3 separate regions of the Mus musculus genome follow, and regions 1 and 2 are each linked to region 3. A link is a loop called in an ENCODE intact Hi-C map of the cell type or tissue named here. Cell type or tissue: heart. All regions are shown on one strand.

What was found. Peaks named below come from ENCODE experiments on the same cell type or tissue, not always from the same donor. Only the 100,000 strongest peaks of a DNase experiment are listed, where the experiment ranks them.
Region 1: a loop joins it to region 3, with 2.3 times the contacts of the local background. A loop is called at or near these places in 7 of 42 quality-filtered maps.
Region 2: a loop joins it to region 3, with 8 times the contacts of the local background. A loop is called at or near these places in 10 of 42 quality-filtered maps.

What each region holds. Positions count from the first base shown.
Region 1 is chr11:8,587,737-8,592,736 of GRCm38, forward strand. The region is part of intron 3 of Tns3 (tensin 3); the gene reads right to left. Among named protein-coding and RNA genes, the nearest start is that of Tns3, 74 kb to the right of the region's middle. In heart, no CTCF peak of the experiment used is centred here; a DNase peak (open chromatin) is centred at 1,965; H3K27ac peaks cover 491 bases.
Region 2 is chr11:8,855,627-8,860,626 of GRCm38, forward strand. It overlaps Pkd1l1, which reads right to left. Exons shown (of 52, transcript XM_017314870.1): 42 at 1,410-1,530; 43 at 634-717; 44 at 1-85. Among named protein-coding and RNA genes, the nearest start is that of Gm36772, 59 kb to the left of the region's middle. In heart, CTCF peaks have their summits at 666 and 4,454 (motif pointing left); a DNase peak (open chromatin) is centred at 4,445.
Region 3 is chr11:8,662,401-8,667,400 of GRCm38, forward strand. Tns3 (tensin 3) reads right to left here and starts at 2,135. Exons shown (of 31, transcript NM_001083587.1): 1 at 2,079-2,135. In heart, a CTCF peak has its summit at 2,240; DNase peaks (open chromatin) are centred at 1,541 and 1,861; H3K4me3 peaks cover 2,518 bases; H3K27ac peaks cover 1,913 bases; H3K27me3 peaks cover 2,126 bases.

The sequences.
Region 1 (5,000 bases), 75 kb before region 3:
GAAGGCCTGTGAGTGAGTGGCACTTACACAGGGGGATTTGTGCGCTCCCCACACTGGCTTCATGTTCAGACTGTCTACCAGGAAAGGGTCCTCCCATAAGTAAAGGGCTGAGGTCCAGTCAAGCAGCACTTCACGCAAGCTTCTACCACAGCCACGCAGAATCTGAGAGTTCCATTTCAAACCATCACACAGTCTCATGGAGCTGGTCAAGTAGCTGATTTACAAGGACCAGTGGCTGATGATATAGAGAAAGCGTCCAACACCACAGAGGGATCCAGTTCTTATAAATAGATGGCTTTCCACAGTGGACGTGGGCCCTTTCAACCAGCATCTTAAATACAGAGAGCTACCCATCACATCTCCAACTCCTCTTGGGTCAGTAGTCTCAACCTGCTGTCACTCATTAATTCATTCCTTCACACACTAGTCATTCACAATGGTTAATCAAATACCATATTTCAGGACAGGACAGTCAACCATTAGTAAGAAATTGTAGTGTCTTCCGGAATACAACTTAAATCAGAACACTAAGGGAAATTTTCTTTCAAGACATTTTTGTACAAAGTGTCTAAGAATGATGTAATGTAAAATAAGTAAATAAATAAGAAGTAATGACAGCGCAATGGTTAAGAGCACACACTGCACTCAGAGAGGAAGAATCTGAGTTCAGTTTCAGCAGCCATCTTCCAGTTACTGCCTCTTACTTTAGCTCCACAGGATCCAACACTCTCTTCTGGCCTCTGCTGGCACCTGCACTCACATGTGCATACACACAGACATGTACAAGGACTCATAGTGAAAGATAAAACACGTCACTTAAAAATTAAAATAAGGGCTAGGCGTAGTGGTACATGCCTTTAATCCCAGCACTCGGCAGGTGGATTTCTGAGTTCGAGGCCAGCCTGGTCTACAGAGTGAGTTTCAGGACAGCCGAGGGCTACACAGAGAAACCCTGTCTCGAAAAAAAAAAAAAATTAAAGTAAGGGCTGGAGAGATGGCTCAGAGGTTAAAAGCACTGACTGCTTGCTCTTCCAGAGGTCCTGAGTTCAATTCCCAGCAACCACATAGTGGCTTGCAACCATCTGTAATGGAATGCAATGTCCTCTGCTGGTGTGTCTGAAGTCAGCTACAGTCTGAAGATGAGCTCTCATGAAGATGTACTCACATACCTAAAGTAAGTAAATACATCTTAAAAAAAAAATTAAAGTAAAAGTTACCATAATTTTTATATCTGACTAGTTAAATCTTTATTTCATATATTCTGCAAAGAGTCCCCACCTCACACCATGTGACATTAACCTAGCATCCAACACTTATCATCCACCAGTGTCCTCACAACGCTGTCCAGGCCACCTCTGTAGGACATCACACTCACAAGCCACCTCTGCTCCACCTCATCAGTACTCCAGGCCTAAGATGTCCCCAGTAAAGGACCCCACAGAGGGGTTAGAGAGGGAGCAGAGGGCTGGCCTAGCAGGTGGGGGTTCTGGGTTCAAAGTTCAGCACGGCTGAACTGAAACAAACAATAAACATGCCCTTCACTTCTCCTCTCCTGACCCCATTCAAGGCCTTCAAGATCAGAGCCTCCAAAGGATCCACCAGCTAAGCACGGGACCCTTCAGATTCAAAGGAGGGCAATCTACAGTAAGACTGGAATTGCAGATTTTTACCCTACATTCTACATTCCATTCATTCGGATCTTCCAGCCTTCCTTAAGGCTCAGCAAGTATTTATTGTCCCTAAGATCCGGTAAGCAGGGAGATGCTTAGTAACAGGAAGACTAAAACCTGTAATCCTCCAATGTCCTCCCCTGCTCACCCACCCACTTGTTCAGCAAGTCTTGGGGAATTCTCCGGTGGTGAGTCAAAAGTCTGGAAACACACAAAAATGAATTCAGTCGGCTGCCCCTGGGAGGTGGAAATAAGGAAGCTCTGGGCTCTTTCTGTGTTCAGGGGACCGTGGGGGTGGCCACTTCCTGAATCCTTGCCCAAAATTAACAGCTTTACAGAAGTGGCAGAGCCTTGTCAACAGAAGCTTGGTTTCGCAAGTTAAAATGCGGAGAGGACTGGTGTGTGCAGTCAGTTCAGCCCTGCTTCTAAAAGAGGTGTGTGTGTGTGTGTGTGTGTCTGTCTGTCTGTCTGTCTGTCTGTCTGTTGTCCCTGTGTAGGTGGGGTTGTTTCTCTTCCAAACTCTTACTCTAGAAGTGGCTGAAGAAGAATTCAGTGGCAGCAGGACAGAAGAATTCAGCGGCAGCAGGACATAAACCTCTACATGGAATACACCCCATCTAGAGGAAGGTCACCCTAGAGACCACCACGAACTGGCCCCGAGCACATACAGTCATGACCAACCACCAGCTGGCTGTCCAGAGGCACACCTGGCAACAGCACAGGGTCGTGTTGGGGGGGAGGGGGTGGCTGGGAAGCAAAGTGAAGTATCTGAAAGTCTTATAAGGATGAAGACACAGGGGCTGGAGAGATGGCTCAGTGGTTAAGAGCACTGACAGCTCTTCCTGAAGGTCCTGAGTTCAAATCCCAGCAACCACATGGTGGCTCACAACCATCCTTAATGACATCTGACGCCCTCTTCTGCTGTGTCTGAAGACAGCTACAGTGTACTTACATATAAAAATAAATAATAAATAAATCTTTTTTTAAAAATCTGCTTTGCTTGAAAAAAAAAAGGATGAAGACACACAGAGATAACCTAAGGACAAGCCTATAAAGATACCACCAAGGTCCCCTGCCCAGGCAGGACAGAGAAGTACTGTTAGGGTAGGAGAAGGTGCTCAGAATACCTCTCCCCACCTAAACTTCGGCTCTGGAAGACAATACTGGGAAGATACTAGAAGAGCCCTGAGTGGACCAGAGATTCTCAAGACTTTCAGAACTTCTCTGACATGTGCGACATGTGCTTCCTTGGTAGGTTCCACCGTTTCTCAAATATGTACAAATAACAGCCCAGGGGGCCTCTCCGTTGGGTGTTCCTCTGCCTGTGCCCAGCCTGAGGGGCTAGAGGTAAAGGAAAGAGTGGGTAGATAGACTCCCTCACTTGTAAAGACCGTAAGTAGGGGGCTGGAGAGATGGCTCGGTGGTTAAGAGAACCGACTGCTCTTCCAGAAGTCCTGAATCCAAATCTCAGCACCCACATGGTGGCTCACAACCATCTGTAATGGGATCTGATGCCCTCTTCTGGTGTGTCTGAAGATGGCTGCAGTGTGCTTACATATAATAAATAAATCTTTTTTAAAAAGACCACAAGTGGAATCTGGAAAGAGAAGAAACAAGAGGTGTCAACGGACTAGGAGGCAGTGACATGGGCCTAGAAGTAAGGGAGACACCCATAAGAAAGCAGAAATCAGGGAGACACTCCTGATAGGTCAAGTTCTAAATATGAACAGACGCCCCAAAGCAGGATGGGCAAGACGTGCATGGGGGAGTTGGGGAGGGGGTTGTTGAATGAAATGTTAGCTCACATGGGAATCTTCCAGAAAGAAGTCAGGCCCTCCTCGTAGGAAAGGCAGTGCCAGCAGCAAAACACAAGGACAAGTTCACGTCAGGACCCACTGCTTCTGAGGCCAGAAAGCAGGAGGGATGGAAGGCAGAGCTAAGTGTGATTACAAGAATTTTCCCAAGCTGATAATGAACACGGGTAGCTAGCTGATGAGGCAGGAGGTTGTGTTTTCATTATGGAAGCCAGCCAATGTCACCAATCAGCCTTTTGCACCCAGAAGCTGCAAGACCAGTCAGGCCTGTAGAGAAAAGCCAGATACTGGGGACCACACAGCACTATCACCAATAAGCAGGGTTGGACTGGAAAACCAGAATGCTGGCTAGCCCCTGGGCGAGTAGAGAGGTTCATACATACAGTGGGGAAAGACACAGATACACACGGACACATGGACACACAGACGCAGACTTAAACCAATGCACCTCTGAAAGAAGGGGACAGAGGTCTGCTCTTCAGGAACTTGCAGGAAACCCTGGCCTGCGCTCAGGTGAGGAATCTAATCCAGGCAGTCACCCTGGCTGCGGAATCAATGGACTAGGATCACAAAAACCTTCCTGGAAACAATCTAGGGCAAGGTAGACAGACAACAAGGGGGATCCTGAAGATCAGGGGAAAGAGCAGCAGGCCAGATGGGCAGTACCACAGGCAGCCTGGCAGAAGCCCTAAGATGCCACAGCCCAAGTGCACTGACCAGGACCTCTGACTCCAGTCTCCAGAAATACCCAGGTAGAGTCCTCTAAATGAGAGGAGCAGACAGTATTCTCAAGAAGAACTGAGGAAGCACACACAGTGCCCTCTCTGGCCTCGATGCAGGCTGGCTGATGCTAATGTTCTCTAGCACTCCATGAAGGGGCCTGCTCACCATGCCTCAGAAAACTCCCCTCTCTTCAGGTGTCTATACATAGCACATCTTGAGGAACAAGAGCAAGTTCCCGCAGAAGCCACAGTCCTGGGCTAACAGGGGGCTGAAGTCCTTTTCACAAGCCCAAAGGGAAGCTTAATTTCACAGAAGACCTCTCTAACACGAGCTAGAATTAGAAATCAGACCTAGGGTTTTTATTTTTTTTAATAAAGGTTCTAAACTTTTTGAGACTGTTCCAGATAGCAACACAGAGGAATTCCCATTATACAATTCTGATCTCAACAAAAAAGACAAGGCCAGAAGAAATGAATAAGACACCTTATCACAAAATTCACATATTCAGAAGGCAAAAAAATATTCACCAAGTATCTTCATTTGAGGAACAGGTGCTCATCAATAGCTGGTCTTGAGTTCTGTCCCCCTCCTCTAGACCCAAACACTAGAGATAGTGCTGTGTGGTCCCCACTATCTGTGGGAGCCCAGGGCAAGTGGCTTGTGTTTGTTATTCTCATCACAAAAATGGAATCTGTTTTGATATCCTCAGTGCCCCTCCCTCACTGGTAACCTGTCTGCAGGAGGTCAGGTGTCACCTACTGGCCTTCCCAACTTCCCTGGTCAATATCATGCA
Region 2 (5,000 bases), 190 kb after region 3:
GGGACACATTTTGGTTCTCAAGGTCAAGGTCATTGCTGTGCATAGGAAGTACATCTTCCACAAGCTCTGAGAATGGTCTGGGAGGCTGGAGCACAAACGTCAATCAAGTAACCTATCAAGCCCTGCCCCCAAGTTGTCTGTATTGTGGGGCTCCCTAGCTCTGTCCACACATAGGTTCAATCCGATGATGTGATTAGGGACCCTGCTACTCTCAAGAACCATTCTGTAGCCTACTTATGATATTTTGGGTTCTATCTTAAACTGGAAGGATCTAGGCTATGCCTTCTGAAGGCTGAAGCTGAGGAGTTGGGTAGGTGGGGCTGGACAGTCTACAGAACATTGCACTAAGCACTGTGGAATAATGCTGGCTCGGGGCACCCTACCCCATCAGAAAAGAATAAAAGAATATCCCAGTATTCATATTTCCAGAAGAAAGAGCCTTCTTTTGCTTAGAATACCAATTCTAGAAGTGAAGAGAACAGTTCTGGGGCCGAATGCAGAGGGTGCAGGAGGTGGTCAGACTAGGCAGAAGGAAGGTAGGCCCTGGCATCTGGCAACCCCACACCACATCCCAGTTGTCTGAGGAGCTTAACTGATCTGCTGGGCCGTCACTGAGTCTCCCAGGGTGCATACCGTGCATGCAGTGCCAGCAGAAATCTTCAGCAGTTTGACCACCGGGGGGCCTATTAGGTGGCATTGCCCTCCAAGAGCTCCAGGCTGAAAGAGGCAACGTGTGACAGCTATGAACTTCAATTGGCCCCTGCAAAGCATGACTGACAAGGCTGAGGATGCACAGGTCCCTGCATCCGTGGAATCAGAGGTCCATCCCCCTTTTATCACTGAGGATGCAACCAGCACTCCCTCCCCAGCCTCCTCTTTGGAGAAGGAAATCATTCAGACGCCTCCCCATGAAGTTCACCTCATATGAATGACCCAGGTGCCTCCACAACTCATTGAATACAACAAAAGGAGACAAACTGGGACAAAGTGTTTCAGGAATAGAAGACAAAGATTGTATATTTTTCAAAAGAGGAAAGAAAGTGAAAGCTGAATAAGGGATTAGATAATACAAACTTTGGATCAACCTTGCCTTTTTCTGGAAGCTTCCCTAACGATGTTGCCTTAGCTGTTGGCTCCTCTTCTGCTCTGGGAACTCCTGAGCTTCTGTCAGGCAAGAAGCGAGCTAGCTTCTTCCTCAGTCTCACCCTGAACCCCTGTAAGTGTCTAGGCCCTGCTCGGACTGGCCAGCATTGACAGGAGGATGTGACTGGCTTAACATGGATTCCAGGCAAGAAGAGTGACAGGGTTCTTTGCCTGCCATGGCACTGGCGCCATGGAGAAGCCCCTACACTGCACTGTGGCTTCTCCCCACTGCCATATAGTGTCCGACAGATAGGAAAGGAACTTACCTGAGCCCCCCAGGCTCTAGCAGATGTTCTTTCTGGGTACAGCTCATCTAGCAGTGTGCTCAGCGTCCAGTCCCACCAGTCTTCTGTGCTGCTGAGGTCCCCCAAGGAGTGATTGGCCTTTCTTAATTCAAGAACAAAACAAAAAAGTATATATGAATTCTTAAGAACAATTCCAAGCAAGGGAAAAGTTGCCATTTTTTCCACCTCCACGTCTGTGGGAATTAGGCCAAAGGATCTGTAAGATGAGGTACAACCCCAGAATTCACTTTGCTCCTCAGCAACAGGCAAGAGAAACGGTGGGAAGCAATGTTCATTCATTCACTCAACAAACATTACTGGGCAAGTACTAAGTACCAGGCATTCTTGTAGACACTGGGAAACAAGACCAGATCCCTGTCCTGTGGGGAAACAAAGAAACTGTATATAGCTGAATATGCAGCCTACAATAACAGTTACAACTGATGATCTTTTAACTCTACCGTGGTCAAAATTACACCCGCCAACACTTGAGCTTTTCACTTGTAGCTCAGTATCCAATTCTAGGAGATGTTCAACACTTGATTACAAGGTAGGCTTTGCCTTAGGTCACCAAGTGAGAGTGGATGGAATGTTCTGAGCACTTTTGGTTAGCTGAGCATTAGGTCACTTGAGCCAGTGCACAGCAGCCAGAAAGCCTGGGACAGGCATCTCTTGACTTCATGTTCAGGGATACAACCTCAGAAGCTGGCAAGAGGATGCTTCGTGCCAGATAGTCTCTGCCCAGGTGTGGGGCAGGGACTCCTTAAGGGCTGTAATAACTTACAACCATGTAAGAAAGGTAGATAGACAGTCTAATCCAAAAGGAACCAAGGGCAAGGAAAAGCCTTCAAAATATGTTAATGGGGAAACAAATACTCTGATCAGCAATTTATATACACTGAACGTACACACATCCATCATCTCCCTCCTTAACCTGTGTAAGCAATAGCCCAGGAGCTATCAAGCTGACTTATTTTAGTTCCTTCTTCCTCCCTCCCTCCCTCCCTCCCTCCCTCCCTCCCTCCCTCCCTCCCTCCCTCCCTCCTCCTTTTCTTCTAGATTTCTATGTGTGTGTGTGTGTGTGTGTGTGTGTGTGTGTGTGTGTGTGTGTGTGTGATATGTATGCAGGTAACTGCAAACACCAAAAGAGAGAACTGGCCCTTCTAGAGCTGGGGTTGCAGGCAGTTAGTTATGAGCTGCTGGGCATGGGTGCTGGGAACTGAACTTGGGTCCTCTAGAAGAGCACTGTGCACGCTTAACCACAGAGCTTCTCCAGCCCCAGGTCCCTTTCCTTGAGTAGAGTTTGTCTCCTACCCATCCACTTATGTGTGTTGTCGTTGTTATTGTTATGGAGCTTAATCTACTGACTGCTCATTCTTAATTCCATACTTTTCTGAAAACTTGGCCAATCTTGTCAAATCCTAAGCAAGTGGGAGAGCTGCAGGGGACATCTAGAGGCTCTGATGGAGAAACAGCATTTCTTGGAAAGGAGGCAGAGTCAGCGTGAGAGGCACAAATACAGCTGGTAAAACCCTGAAAATATTCACAGCCCCAGGGAGAAAGCACTGTCCAAAGACACAGAGGGAGGGAGGCAGGGAGGAACATCGGCAGACAAGCTTACTGCACACCTGCCGCTAGGTAAGGCCCATATCTGTTTGAAAAAACAAGCTAGCATATGTTTAATGTCTATACTGAGTTCCCATAACACTTAAAATTGCTTTTAAAAATTTATTTATTTTTTATGTGTATGGGTGTTTTCTTTTTATGCACTTCTGTGTATCATGTGTGTGCCTGGTACCTTCAGAGGGCAGAAGAGGGCATTGGATCCCCTCGGACTACAGTTACAAATTGTTATGAGCAGCTCTATGGGTGTAAGAAACAGAAGCAGAGTTCTCTGGAGGAGCAGCCAGTATCCTTCACCACTGAACCATCTCTCCACACATACACACACACAAACACACCCCCACACCCACAGTAGATTTTGAGGTACTGGGGCATCAACCCAAGGTGTCTTTGCCCACATTAAGCATGTGATCTGCCAGTGAACTGCACCCTTGGCCCAAGCTTGCAGAATTTAGAGAAATGTTATCACTTGCCATACTTGCTCCCCGTTGGGACCACATTAATGAAGCTGTCAAGAAACACCTGCTGCTACCCAGAGCTCACACATCCCCACACAAAGGAACCATCGTGCTCCTTCATGGCACACTGGAGAGCAAGAGGTGAACCAAAGGATCCAACCATAGCCTGGTCCTGTGTGCACTAATTACAGCAATTATATCAAATGGGCCCACAGCTCCAGTCCAGCGAGAAGACCACTGGGATGGAGCAAGGATTTTGCCTCACCTCACTTGTGGCTCAGTTAAGTTTTGTTGACTTGAGATTTCATGAAGACTTTGAGTTCAGAAGTACTTCAAACACAAATTAAATGTGACACAATCTGATATTAGAGTAATTTTTTTGAAGACAGAAATCTAGAATCTTACTTATCCTAACTTTATAGAGGATGCTGCAGCAGCCAGGAGCAAAGGGCTGCCAGCCACAGGGAGCCAAGAGAGCACCCCTTGGATTCCATCGGATTCACTTTTCCTAGGCTTGCCCTGCCCCCAGAATGCTACAAATAACAGCCCCTAGGGACTTGTTGATTTTAAGGATTAGGACTGGGGGGATGGGTGAGGCAGAGAGGGTCCACTTTAAACATTCCATTTTGAACTATGACATATAAATATGGCAGTGAGGTCTCTATCCTTGTGGGAAACATGAGGCTCTAAGCCCACCTGGGTCAACATTTGGGAGGGTTACCTGAGTGTACCAGGTCCAAGAGTACAGGAATTTTACAGATGTTATCTCAGCTGGAATATTTGACAATCGAGAGGCATATGAGAAATGTCAAAGAAAAAGGAATTCGTGAAATGTGAGATAAAAATAAACTAGCCAAATCAGTGGTTTTTGTGTTTTGATTTCCATGTCTAAAAAAGGCCCCACATGGTCTCTTTGTTTTGCTCACAGCGCCCCCTCCTGGCATAATCTACGCACCTGTTCATACAGAAGAACTAAGTTGTCCAAGTAGAAGCTAACTGTGGCGTTGGAAAATGGGACTCAGAAACTACCATGTAGCTTCCCTAGAGCTTTAGCAGTCCTGGGATTATTGAGTCATGGCAAGTTCAAGTACTGGGGCTTCCAGGCAGTACCTTGCTAAAAAGTAATAAGAATAAAGGGAATGACATCTGGGAGTCACCATCTAGCAGGGTGCCTGTGTTCCTCTGCCTTACAGAATCTAAAAATATGTCCCTAAAGCAAAAAGGTGAGATGAATTGTTCAAAGGCAACACATTCATAAAAATGCTACAGAAATGAGTATTAAAATATTCCTTACAGAAGAGAAAGGAAACCCTGGAGTGTGTAGAGTTGTTCTGTCAGTAGAAAGTAAGCAATGATAATCCATATCGCCAGAGTCACACTGCCTTGAAGAAACTGCCCAGTTGGTAACTTTCACTGACTAAGGAATGTTCTAAATGTATCCACTCGTTTCATTGGGCATCCGAATCTCAGAGGTGTCAGGACCCCAAAAAGG
Region 3 (5,000 bases):
CAAATACCCTCTTCCTTTGATATCTTCCACTCCACCTTCTTGTCTAGCTGACTCCTTGTCAGGCCTTGGCTATACCACGAGTATACCAGCTCCCCTGGAACCTTCTATAGCATAGTAACATATTTGATCTTGTGAACTATGAAGTCAACATTTGCAAGTAGCTCAGTTTCAAAACACAGCAGGCCAGAGAGACACTTTGTAAAAGCTAATCGATTTGCATTTAGGCATATGATGTTCCCTGAAGCAACTACTTTTTTTTTTCTATCTTCTTAGTGGTTAGGTTTCGCATCTGCTGCTGCGGATAGCTTTAGCAGCCTCGGCAGAGGAGCTACCCTCAGTGGAAGAACTGCTGCTGTCTGGACAAGCATTCAAAGCCAATTGCCAGGGAAGCAGCAGCAGCAGCCAGCCTGCAGGAGCCAGGCCATAGAACTCAGACATTGTGTCCCAGAATTCCAGCTACTCCTCCACATTTCAGCTTCATAAACAGGATACTTGGCATTTCTTTGCCCATATGCAAAATGGGTGTGATAATCCCACTTCCCTCTTTCTTCCAAGAATCATTGGGTGAGATGAAATAAACAACAGGCAAAGAGTTTAGTACCACTCAGCCAGAGGTCCTTATTGCCCTCTGTCATTCTTTGGGGGGGGGGGGGGCAGTCACCATGACTTTATCGGAGGTCTGGCTTCTTACCAATTGCCCCAGTTAGTTCTCCAGGACCCAGCAAATGCACCCCCTTGTCTGTGCCCCCCTTCCCTCACATAAACACACACACGCACACACACACACACACACACACACTCCAAGTCCTGGCCTAGCCTCCTACAGCTTCCAGCTGCAGCCATCCCCGCCCCCTTCCTGGTCCTCAGCACAGAAAAGCCTTTCTTAATACTTGTTGATTGATTTGCAAATATAACCTCATAGGCCCCAAAGAGGGAAGCAACAAAATCACAAAGACAGTCAAAAATCTCTTTTAACAGGCAAAAAACTAAAAGCACTTTTAAAAAGTATTCATATGAACAGACCAAAGCCTCAAGGAAATACATCAATATGTCAAAAGGGTTAGCTCTGATGGGGTACACATTATTACTATAGTAGCTCCTGTATTCTTGGTTTGGGGTGTCGTTTTGAAGCTCTATACAGTGGAGCAGAAGGCACAACTCAAGAAACAAAATTTGGAGTGGGCTGTGACAAAGCCGAGGGCGTTCCAATCAGTTGTGGTCACCCTAGATAGTGCGGTCTGCTGGCCCCAAGCCCTGGAGGGAACTTTTTGTGTTCAGTCACGCTAGAGAGTCGGGATCACCTGCTGGCACCGGCCAGAATGCCAGTTGGGGAAGGAAGGGGTTCGGGGTCTCTTTTTGCGGCATAGACTCTCAAATCGATCCAAGCAAACGTCCCCAGGGGCAGAACACAGAACTACACAGAAACCCCGGGGCCCAGGACCCTCCCTCCTACTTGTCAGCTACAGTGCCCGCGTGCCAGGAGACACGTGCCACAGGTGGCCCCCAGGCCTGTGCCTGCACTCGTACTCCTCCGAATAGTGGGAAAAGGCGGGATGAGACCCCTGGCTCCCAAGCAACCGAAAGGAAAGGAAAAGAGGCACACAGCTCACTTGCCTGGAAAAGGCGGGAGTAAAGTCCTGAGAAGTCTCATTGCAGCCCCAAGCGGCTCCTCCGTCTTCTCTTCCCTAACTGTCTCAGGGAGCAAAGTCCGCAGGGCCGGGGCGGCGATAGTGTGGTTCCGCCCCCGCCCTCCTAGCTAGGCGCCGGGCGCCGCGACCAGGACCCTGCCGGCCCCGGAGCTCCGGCCCGCGTCGGCCCGAGGACCTGGCTGAGCCCCAGACTCCCGATCGCCGCAGACCCCCTGGTCGTCCTCAGTCCTGGATCCCAAGCGCCCTTCCCGGGTGCCCCCGCGCCTTGTCCCTACACCCTCAACTGTCTCCGCGCCCAGGTTTGGTGTCTGCTCGGCTGCAACCCAGTTCCAAGACCCCGAACGCCCAGGCTCTGGAACCTGAGCGGGGGCCCCAAACAAAGAGTGTGGCGGCGTGTGGCTGCCCCTGCCCTGCTCCCGACCCTGGTACCTGGGCGAACCCGCAGCGCGGTCCGGCGGGGCGATGGCCGAAGCGAAGCTGGGCTCCGAGCTGCTCGCGGGCGGGCCCGTCCTCCTGGCTGGCCGCCCGCGCCCGCGGCAGGGCCCCCTCGAGGCGGCTCCGGCAATCGCTACGGACCGCCCGCGCACCGGAGCCCTGCCGGTCACCTGGTCTCATCTTCCTAACAATGTCCTGCGTTTCCAGGTGCTGGACACCCGCCCCCCGCACTCACCCCCTCGGGTTCCTGACCCAAGGGATGAGCTCTTTAAAATACCCTCCCACTTCGCTGGCCTCCCTAAATACCTCGGGGGCCCCAGTATTCTATAGGCTCAACAGTTCCATGTCTACGTAAGTGCACCTGGGGAGGGAGGTTCGAGTCCCATTCCTGCAAAACCAGTTTATTGTTTCATCCAGTGTGTCTAAGTGCTGTTTCTGCCAGGAGGAAGTCCTACAATACCCTCCAGTGACTTATTATCCCGTGGGGCTCTACGTGTATCAAGCAGCAGTCTCTAAGACAGCCCAGGATGCTCCAACAGCCCCTTCAACATCCAGAATTCACCAGGCAGGAGGAGATGATGGTGCTGGGTAGAAGTCCCTTGACTTCTTAAAGTGAACCTAGCAGGAGAGAATACGGTTGAGGCTGGCAGGAACACAGGAGAAAGAAGATCTCCTGAACAGCCTTTCTCAGATGAGGACAGAGCAAGATTTCTTAAGAGATCCCCAAGATTCGGATAGCTGGGCCTCTGTGTCCATTTTCTCATTGCGATCTCCAGGGAATGATGGCATGCCATTGCATGGTCTTTCAAACACGTCTGCATAAATGAGATGGAATTTCCATCAGTTTCTAGTGGACACCAGCAGCCCTTAATATCTCTGATTCCACTCCGGGAAAACACTCCAGGTAGCTTTAAAAGAGGGTAGAAATTGTATCTATCTGCTCGGTGCAGCCACTGTCTGAGGTTACCAAAACCTGTTCAATTCTTGCCATATTGTGCCTTCAAGAAAAAGCCAGGCTTGCCAGGAATGGTGGAGAAGCTGAGCTAGGAAAGTAATATCTGGTGGATCTGTTTACAGCGCAGCCTTCACAAACACTGAGGTGAGGCCCTGGATCCTAGGCCAGGCTAGAGGCCGGGCCACACCCTGTTTCCTCTCCCCCAGGTTTGGGAAGGCTATGCCTATCTCTGAGAAATGGAGACATTGGGAGAAGGAGATGTTGCCTGAGGCAAAAGCTTCCCCAGGCCCTGAGCCCCAGGCCCTAAGGAATGAAACAAGCATTTCCCTAGCCTCTGGGAGTCCCACGGGTCATGGGTGAGGAACAGGATGCTTGTAAAGGAGCCTTTAGAGGGGATAGGGAGGAGGTCACAGTCATTCTGCTAGAAAGGGGGACAAGGCAGGAACTGTTCCTTTGCCTTTGACCTGGTAAGAAAACACCCCCAAAATCTTAACTTGACATAGGTAAACCAAGTGGTGGGGATCAGAGCACTGTAAGGTGAGGATCCAAGACTATCCAGATTCCGTGCTGTTCTCTCAGATGTTTACCAACAGCCTACTCACTCCAGCCCTCCAGTCACTGGGTTGCCTTGCTTGGTCCCAGCTGCCCGAGGGACTGCAAGAATTTCCACAAGGTGTTCCAATCACCCTCCTTAAGAGCTAATGTGGGAAAGTACTTGATAGCTCAGAATAAGGAAGACCCCAGGCAAGGCTGGGATTCTGCATCTCTGTACCAGGAGCCTCTGCTAAGATCTCCCTACTCTGTTTTCCCTACCCAAACTAAATGGTCCCAGACCCCTGTCCCTGCCCTCCCTGCGGGGATAGTTCCAGTGTGGGATAGATTCTCTAATTAGATCCTTGTTTCTAGAACAGTGAAGTGGGGGCCAGTGCACGTAATGTCCGTCCTTACGTTCAATGCTAGTGTTCAAAAATAAACTGAAAAGAGAAACTGGACCATAGTATCTTTGAGCACCCCATGTCTGGCTGCTCCATGGTCCCTGCATCTTGTCTACAGGATGAACAAAGAAAACTTTGGATGATTGACCTGGGCCTGGCTTATGCAGAGCTGAGCACCATGGGGCCTCCTCACTTCACATGCCATGACTTTATATTTCCAAAAACTTAAAACAAAAACAAGGCATGAGCAATTATCAGCCCCCCAAAAGGAGATCATGTGGGGTCCCCCCCCCAGGCTTAGCCCTCCAAAAATGTCTCAGAGTTTAAAACAAAAGTGTCAAACCAATTTAGCTAAAGAAAAGTCTGCTGAACTGGCCCCTCCCTGCGGGTTCCCCCAGCAGGAGAGAGCGCTGGTGGGTCTGGTGCTGTACCTTCCTTTCTCAGCCCCCAACCCCAACCCCTCTGGGGCCTCCTTGACTCTTCCCAACTGGAGTCTAGATCTTCTTAGTAATTTTGTCCTTGCTATGGGGACTGTCTTTACCTTGACAAAAGACTGATAGGATACATTTGTATCTCTAGATGGATGACTTAATGCGCCCCCTTTCACTGAAAAGAAATTTTGCGTTCCCTTTCACTGAAAAGTAATGTTTCCAGACCTATTGAACAGCAACAGGAAACACATGAGAGGTGGCTGCATAGCCTGCAGTGCTGTGAGGCAGCCCGGGTTTGAGTGTGAGCACACTACAAGGTTTTGCCTTCAGAGACTGCTCACTATGAGCCTTCTTCTTTTCCTTCTGCCCCACAAAGGAGCAGATCACATTTTGACAGCACAGGCTTCACACTGCACCCCCCCCCCCACAGGCTCATCTCACTTTAGCTTATTTATTTAGATTATTTTTTTAAACAGGTCCTTGCTATGCAGCCCATGCTGTTCTCATCGTTCTCTTGTCTCTGCCTCCCACCTGTTGGTGGAGCACTACAGGCTGGCCCAGCCCTTGCCTACACTGTGTCTAGAGTTTCCTACAA